3 separate regions of the Mus musculus genome follow, and regions 1 and 2 are each linked to region 3. Evidence: chromatin loops called from intact Hi-C (ENCODE). Cell type or tissue: heart. All regions are shown on one strand. Region 1 has its middle 2.0 kb from the start of Bmp7. Region 2 overlaps Bmp7 (bone morphogenetic protein 7). Region 3 overlaps Gm36254 (a long non-coding RNA gene).

Evidence for each region. A loop is a pair of places that touch in the nucleus more often than their neighbours do. Peaks named below come from ENCODE experiments on the same cell type or tissue, not always from the same donor. Only the 100,000 strongest peaks of a DNase experiment are listed, where the experiment ranks them.
Region 1: a loop joins it to region 3, with 2.6 times the contacts of the local background. A loop is called at or near these places in 5 of 42 quality-filtered maps.
Region 2: a loop joins it to region 3, with 1.9 times the contacts of the local background. A loop is called at or near these places in 5 of 42 quality-filtered maps.

The regions. Positions count from the first base shown.
Region 1 is chr2:172,941,115-172,943,614 of GRCm38, forward strand. No RefSeq gene overlaps it. Among named protein-coding and RNA genes, the nearest start is that of Bmp7, 2.0 kb to the left of the region's middle. In heart, no CTCF peak of the experiment used is centred here; no DNase peak of the experiment used is centred here; H3K4me3 peaks cover 326 bases; H3K27ac peaks cover 462 bases; H3K27me3 peaks cover 2,410 bases.
Region 2 is chr2:172,936,230-172,938,729 of GRCm38, forward strand. All of the region lies in intron 1 of Bmp7 (bone morphogenetic protein 7), which reads right to left. It overlaps Gm40010 (a long non-coding RNA gene), which reads right to left. Exons shown (of 3, transcript XR_867069.2): 1 at 1-2,500. Among named protein-coding and RNA genes, the nearest start is that of Gm40010, 2.2 kb to the right of the region's middle. In heart, no CTCF peak of the experiment used is centred here; no DNase peak of the experiment used is centred here; H3K4me3 peaks cover 2,500 bases; H3K27ac peaks cover 2,500 bases; H3K27me3 peaks cover 1,257 bases.
Region 3 is chr2:172,853,078-172,855,577 of GRCm38, forward strand. It overlaps Gm36254 (a long non-coding RNA gene), which reads right to left. Exons shown (of 4, transcript XR_375354.4): 2 at 1,534-1,974. Among named protein-coding and RNA genes, the nearest start is that of 1700055K11Rik, 6.0 kb to the right of the region's middle. In heart, no CTCF peak of the experiment used is centred here; a DNase peak (open chromatin) is centred at 1,234; H3K27ac peaks cover 1,624 bases; H3K27me3 peaks cover 416 bases.

The DNA of each region.
Region 1 (2,500 bases), 88 kb after region 3:
AGATAAAGTTCTTTCTACACTTCACTCCCCCAACACACACACACATACACACACACACACACACACACACGCGCACACACACACACACACACACACACCTCCCCTCAAGTCCAGCACCCAAGGGATCCGGGCCCAGGTACTTCTCGGCTTTTCCTTCCCAAGTATCTTTTAACCCAAAGCCTTCAAACCCCAGATGCTGCAGCTCTACAGAGTACATAAGTGAAATCTGGGACTAGAGAATGTTCCCACCCCCCTCCTCTCTTGGGGGGGCGGGGTCCTGACATGAGTCCTTTGGTACCTCACTGTCTAACAACCCCACCCCTAGCCCCAGGTAGGGCCTGAGGAGTAGGCAGTTGGTACCCAAGTTCAGAAGAGCTCCCGACTGCATTTTCCTGTCTCAAAGGACTAGCCTCCCTCTCCTCCCAGGAGGAAACGTCCCAGACAGATACTGGGTCTCTCAGTGGATTGCTGCTCTTTGGAGCCTCCGTTTCCTAATCTGAAAAATGGGAGCAAAGCAGCCTTCACCCAGAATGGCAGTGAGTGAGTGGGGATGGTGAGCCAGGCTTCCTGCTTTGCTGAAGGTGGGCGACAAGCCAAGCGTTTCAGGGGTGGTAAAATGGCAAGTAGGGGCTGGGGAAGGGCCTTGAGTAGGGGGTCCCTCTTGAAGTCCTAGGGTGAGATGGGAAGCCTGGTCTTTCAGGCTTCCTGGAACAGAGATAACTACCTAGGTCTCTCAGGGCTCCTTGGTAGGAATTTTAGGTGATGTGACTGTCTGAGGGGCTAAAAGAGACATGCAGGTCTTAGCCCAGGCCTTGGATGCCACCAGTACTGAGTCCCTGGCCAGTGCAGACCTGAGAGGCCCCTCCCTGGACCTGCTGTGGTGGGTGATCTGAGGCCAAGCAGGCTGCGAGCTGGAGACATGACCTCCGGTGACCATGTTACAGTTCTTGATATTGAATAAACAAAGGGGCCCTGCCCTCATCCTGAAGGCTGTGTGTGGCCTTCTGTGGCCTGCATGGGTGCCACACACAGGCCAGGCAGGAGAACGTTGGGTGAGTGGGCAGGCAAGCATGGCAACCTCCACGGCTACCTGGTTCTTGGGCCCCTGGAAACACTAAGGACCTTCAGTAAGGTCCGGAACAGAAGGGTAGCAAGCAGTCTTTCCCTTTGCTTCTCTCTGAGAAGCGTCAGAGCCCAGTCGGAGGAGGCACCGAAGAAGGGAGAGATAGGGCACCTGGCTAGCCTTGGGTAGAGGAGGGATGTGTGACCTATGCATGGACGGCAGCCATGACAGGAGAACCACCTTGTCCTCTGTCCATGAAACAAAGCCGTGGGCCACTGAGTCTCCACAGAGAGACTGGGCCACACAGATGAAATGACAGGTGGGACAGACAGCTTCAGAAGGAAAGCTTTTCCTGGAAAAAAAAAAAAAACTATCAAGAAGAGCCCAGCCAAACCGCATTTGTCCACAGAGCAGTGTCAAGAGCTAAGCCAGCCCCAGCCCTGCCCGAGAGAGGCCTCTGCTAAAGCCTCTACAGGCACTTCCTCCTAAAGTCTAGGCTGACATCAGGCTAAGGTGTACTGCCCACAGAAGCCTTAGTTCAAATCCACCCTCCATCTTTGGGAGCATCTCCCTAGCCAACAGGGAGCAAGTGGGGGGCTTCGAAAGGGAAGAGCAGGTCAGTTTGCATATGGGAAACACTCATTTGTCAGGGGTTCCTCTGGGCTCCTCTACCAGATGAAGGCCTGCCAGAAAGAGGCTCTCCGTGGGGACCTTCTTCCCACCACAGAAGCACACGTACACTCGCGGCGTGAGTGCACACACACACACACACACACACACACACAGAGCAGTTATCTCCTCATCAAGTGTCTATTGGGTAAATGGTAATCACTCAGACCTAACCTAAAAGGCCAATGGGGGGGAGGTGGACCATGAGAGGCCACCCCTTTCTCCCCAGGCCCCTCTCCCAGGTCCCTACCTCCCAGAGGCCACCTTTTCTCATTCCTAAGACCCCAGAGATAAGATCCCCTCCGAACTCCTTCCACCCCATTATCTCTCAGTCAAACCCTGGGGGAGGGAGGGTGCTTCTGCACTTCCTTTCCCAAAGGTGTCCCCAAGACCTCACCCAGCTGTTTCCTAAGTGACAGAACAAACACGCAGGACAGACGCCCCTGGAGCATCCAGGTCGCCCCAGAGAAGGCTTTGAGGATGTCTGGGGACAACCTTGTGGGGAGGAAGTGGCAGCCTGGGTCTTGGTTCTTCCAGCTGTGCACAGTGTGAGAGTAAAAATGGCTGGCTCCTGCCTTAGTTTTCCCATCAATCAAATGGGAGACTGGGATCCTCCCAAGATTGCTTGAGGATCTGCGTGTCGTCCCCCCACCCTCACCCCCATGGAAAGGGACCTGCCAGGTGCATGGGGTACAGAGAACATCCTTGGTAAATGTTAGTTGCTATCTGGTTAACAGAAAACCCACCAAGAGGAAAACCCACCAAGAA
Region 2 (2,500 bases), 83 kb after region 3:
GAAAGAAGGCAAAGGGAAAAGCCATGTGACATCTCTATTAACCTTCCTCTGCTAACCAGAAAAGGCTGGAATGTGAAGGAGCCCCTTCCAAATTCTAAGGCGGGCCAGCTTACAGCTGCAGGCGCCTGCAGCCACGCTCTGTGGCGCACTCCCCAAAGGCCGTGTTTAAATTGTAACAGAACCTTTCCCGACCACTCCCCAGTGGTAGGGTCTGTTCGGAGGGCTAAAGGAGAGATCTTAACGCCAAACACTTGTCTCCAAAAAGGACAGCCAGATGGGGGTAAAGCGAAAAACCAAACTGCTAGGCCTCACTTCTGCTTAGCAGAACAAGTTAACAAAAGCCACTTTTATGCGCTGGCTACAATAATGACAGGGTTCTCTTTCTAACTCAGCTTCGAAGATTAAACAAATTTCATTCCTTCCTAACCTGGCTGAGGGATAAACGGGAGTCACACACACCCTCCCTAAGACAGTTGGCTTTCTAGAAGATTCTGAACAGGGTTGTTCGGTTTCTCCCCCGCCCCCAAAAAAAAAGAGTAGCTGGGGTTAATGGCGAGACTCGGTCTCTGCAGGATCAACTTTGCCTGGGGACTGTTTGAGAGAGTGTGGCCTGTTTTGAATTCCAAAATGAAGTCTACCCAGAGGAGTAGGGGGCTTGTTAATCCAAACCAGTTTACAGATCTTGCCATTGAACTTTGGGGCCAGAGCCAGGAGGATGGGTGTCCCACGCAAGCCGCAAGTCTCTGGCTTTCCCAGGGACTTTATGGTTCAGGCTGGTCTTGTCATCTGGGACAGTCAAGTCTTCACACGTAGCACCTGGTTTTGTTGTAAATTTCCCTCTAGTGTAGATCCCACTAGGCCTGGCAAACTGCTCAAATTCCAGGGAGAACAACTTATAAGAACAAAAACCAGTTTGGCTGCAGACAGGACAATAAAGGTCTGCAAAAGCCCTCAGGGTTGAAGCAGGAGTCCCCAGGCAGGCAAAACTGAGGGGGACCGGTGGCGGAGGTGTGCCGCAGTCTGTCTCTGCCACCAACACCAAATGCTCTTAGGGTGACAATGGGGCAGTTTGACAGGAACGTTTTTTCTCATTCGGGAGCAAAGGGTAAGAGTGAACTTGGCATTCTAAAAATCTTGTCTATTTCTGATCTGACCATGCTTTCTCAGCAGACTCAGTGTGGGAATAAGTTTCCAGTCACTACCCGCTTCTCCAGCCCAGCTGCCATCCCCCAAGTCACACCAGCAGGAGTAGGAGGTTCCTGCCTGTGCTGTGGCCCAGCAGAGATTAAAGATGCACCTACAGGAAGCTCTTAGCAGCTACAGTCCTGGGCTTCCCCTAATTACCTCTAGTTTAGCGACAGAGAGAGAAAGAAAACAAGACCCAGTTCATGGGTTCTGTTAAAAGCCACTCTGCTATCTAATTAGGAGTGATGATCCAGAGAGCCAGGCCTGAGAAAGTCAGGACGGTCCCACAAAAGCCCAAAGCCAGCCTCGCTGATTGAGAGGCTCAGACAAGCTAGGCTTTGTCCTTTCAACATGAAAGAAAGAACGGACTGAAAGGTGTGTGTGCAGCCAGAGGAAGCCACCCAGCTGTGGCCTCCCCAGCATGCCCCAGCTTGTACCCAAGGCCAGGGGGGGAGCAACCGCCCCCGCCAGGTTCCCAGCAGGGCCCTGGGAGCCGCCCTGGAAGCCACCTGGCCCTTTGGGATGCAGGCGGCCAGCTGGGGCCATACTGCCAGACCTGAAACACAGAGACTGGCACCAAAGTCAGGGATTATCTATTGCTGCTTGATGAGCCAGGCAAGGCGCTGAATTGTCAGCTAGGACCCACTGCCTTGCTGGAGATCACAGGAGAGAGCAGGAGAGGCCATAAGCTCTGACCCTCACGCAGGGAGAGGGCCTTGTTAAGCCTGGCTTCGGGATGGCCTCACAGATCCATGCTGACCACATGCTGCTAAGCATCTATTGAGGACTCTACTTTAGTTTAAGGTGATAAATCCACATATTAAAAAAAAGAACGGACACAGTGAAAGGCACCCTCCATCTGCCAGCAACCTAAGCCCTACCCCCAGGAAAATCTCTCTGCGATTGGCCTTTCCTTCCCTCAGGACCTAGAGGCCTTTCCAAAGCAGGGCCTCTTCTTAACAAGTGTCTAAGGAGAATTAGAATTTGCTCTATATTATTTTGGCAGCTCTATCACCAGCTTTTACACCCTGACCCTTGAGTCATTATTTTATATTTTTGACCTTTAATGGAGCCAGACAATATCTCCCAGAAGCTCCAGGGCTTTTTATCTAGAGCTGAGAGGATTAACTGGGACCCTGTCTTCACGGAGATCCCTTCCGAGCCCCGGGTGCCCAGCGAGGGAGGGGTGGTCTTCAAGCTTCATTATTTCCAAGTTGACACGGCGGGAGCCCATGGTGCGTTTGGTGTCTTGACCTGGGGTTTTCTCAGCAACTTCCACAAGCAGAATAAAAGCGACACAGGAAACGGCACTATC
Region 3 (2,500 bases):
TGAGAATGTGGACACCTCAGGCTGCTGTGCCTTCAAGTTTAGAGGCTGGGCCAGGTTCTGTCTTGTGAGCCAGACAGTATGAAGTATCACTGTGTAGATTCCAGCACGCCCTGGACCAGGGCCTGGGCTCAAGCTGCAGCCCCACTAAGTCACTAAACAATTATGACCCTGGGCCGCAGTTTGCCCATCGATAAAATGGGATTGATAGGGGCCTGGGCAGATGGCTTAGTCGTAAAGTTTCTACAATACAAGCATGTAGGTAGGAGCTCTGATTCCCACAACCTACATAGAGAGCCTGGCATGAAGCAGTCGCCTGAGACCCCTGTGCTGGAGAAGCAGAGAGGGGTGAACTCGTGGAACTCAGTGGCTGCTCGGTCTCGCAACTGGTGAGCTCCAGGCTCAGTGACAGAACCCGCCTCAAAGAACAAGATGGAGGGAGAACAGAGAGGAAGCTCGGAGGCAGAGCTCTGGGTGCTCATCCAGAGTGTCTGGGTTCAGTGCCAGCATGCACACGGAGGGTCTGGACCACGGAGGGTCTGGACCACGGAGGATCTCAACTGACCTCACTCCGGTTCCAGGAGATCCAGTGCCTCCTCTGGCCTCTGTGAGCTCTGCCTGCACACAGACACACAACAGGCGAACACACCCATGCACATAAAACAAATGATAATGAGGAGGAGGAAGAGGAGGAGGAAGAGGGGGAGGGATGCAGCTCAAGCGGTGCAACGTTTGCCTAGTGTGCAGGGACCCCTGGGTTTGGTCCTCGGCTCTGTGTAAGTTAAACACGGCGAGCACGGTAGTGATCGCTGTCACCCCAGCACTCGGGAGGTAGAGGCTAGAGGATCAGAAGTTCAAGGCCATCCTTAGCTACATAGACATAGAAGCCTGGGCTACATGAGACACTATCTGAGAGAGAGAGAGAGAGAGAGAGAGAGAGAGAGAGAGGTGGAATACACCTGATGGGAGCTTTGATCTATACACCCACACATACACAGAGACACACAGACACACACAGACATAGAGACATATACACACATACACAGACACACAGACACATAGACACAGAGACACATACACACAGACACACAGAGACAGATAAAGACAGGCAGACATACACACACACACACACACACACACACACACACACACACACACACACACACAAAGGTGTTGGCAAGAGGAAATAGGTCAGCTGGTAGCACAGGGCAATGGTCCAGGTAGTCTATCTGGATGCTGGCTGCAGGCCTGCTAGCCTCTGTTCTCCCCTTCTGCATTGTCCTTGGACTCCCCAGAGCCAGGGCCTGCCCCCAAACATGCCTGCGGTGTATTTGTTCCCTCCCTGACTCACTTCCTTACTCCCCTCCCCACAACACATCCCACAATCCTGTGCCACCTTCTGCAGCCAGCTGAGCCCCACAGATGACTTGCCTAGCACAAACAGCACGGTCCCTCTGCTGCTGCTGCCACCAGTCCATCCCACACTCAGACTGGCTCTGGACAACCAGCACCATGAATGTCATACCCATGTCTTACCTGGGGCAGGCAGACAAGAGTCAGACATTCTTAGAGGTAACCATCAGGATGGGTTGTTCAGAGTCTGGCATAACCCTATACATTGCCACTGCGTGACAGATGCCAGCTATTTGAGATAGAATTGGTTGGATCCAGGGGCAGCCTGTGGGTGCAGTCTTTACCCTCACGGAACTCCAAGCACTGCATAAAATTCTTCTACTTAGGATCTCGTGTGGCCCTGAATGGCTTTGAACATGCACTGCAGCTGACGATGCCTTGAACTTCTCATCCTCCTGCCTCTGTCTTCCAGATGCCGGGCTGCAGCTTAAAGGTCCTAGTGAGGTCTCAACATTCTCAATGGCTTCTCAGCAAAAGGCCCCAAGCTCCCATGGTGCATCAGGCTCTGCCTTCAGCGGTGCTCTTCATTCAGCCCAGCTGCCTCTTCGGTTTTTGAGAATAAACCTGGGGAAGTTAATACGCAGTACTGGATCGGCTGGAGAGTCTGGATGCGTGAGAGTCAGGGCTCACTGAGCACACTGCTCTTCCACACTTCCTCCCCCAAGAATTTTTGTTCTGTTTATTTGTGACAAGGTCTCACGTAGCCCAGGCTGGACTGAAACTCACTGTGTATCTGAGGGTGGCTTTGAACTCCTGACCCTCCTGACTCCACCTGCCAAATGCTGAGACAGATGACAGGTGCATGTCGCCACACTTGGTTTATTTGCTTAAAAAAATTCTTTTTTAACCAGTTCATTCATCTACCCACATGGTGGTGGCTTTTAATACTCTCAAACATTACTGAGAGCCAGGGCTCTGTCAGTCTTCTGTGTGACTGTCCCTAACTGTCAGACTCCCCCACATGATGAGAGTATAGAGGACACTGGGGCATGGTGACTGGGTTATAATGCCTCCCCTATCAGCAAGAAGCTCAACTCTTCAAGACTCTCCACATTAGAGAAAATGGGGTCAGAGTAGGTTCCTGGCCACC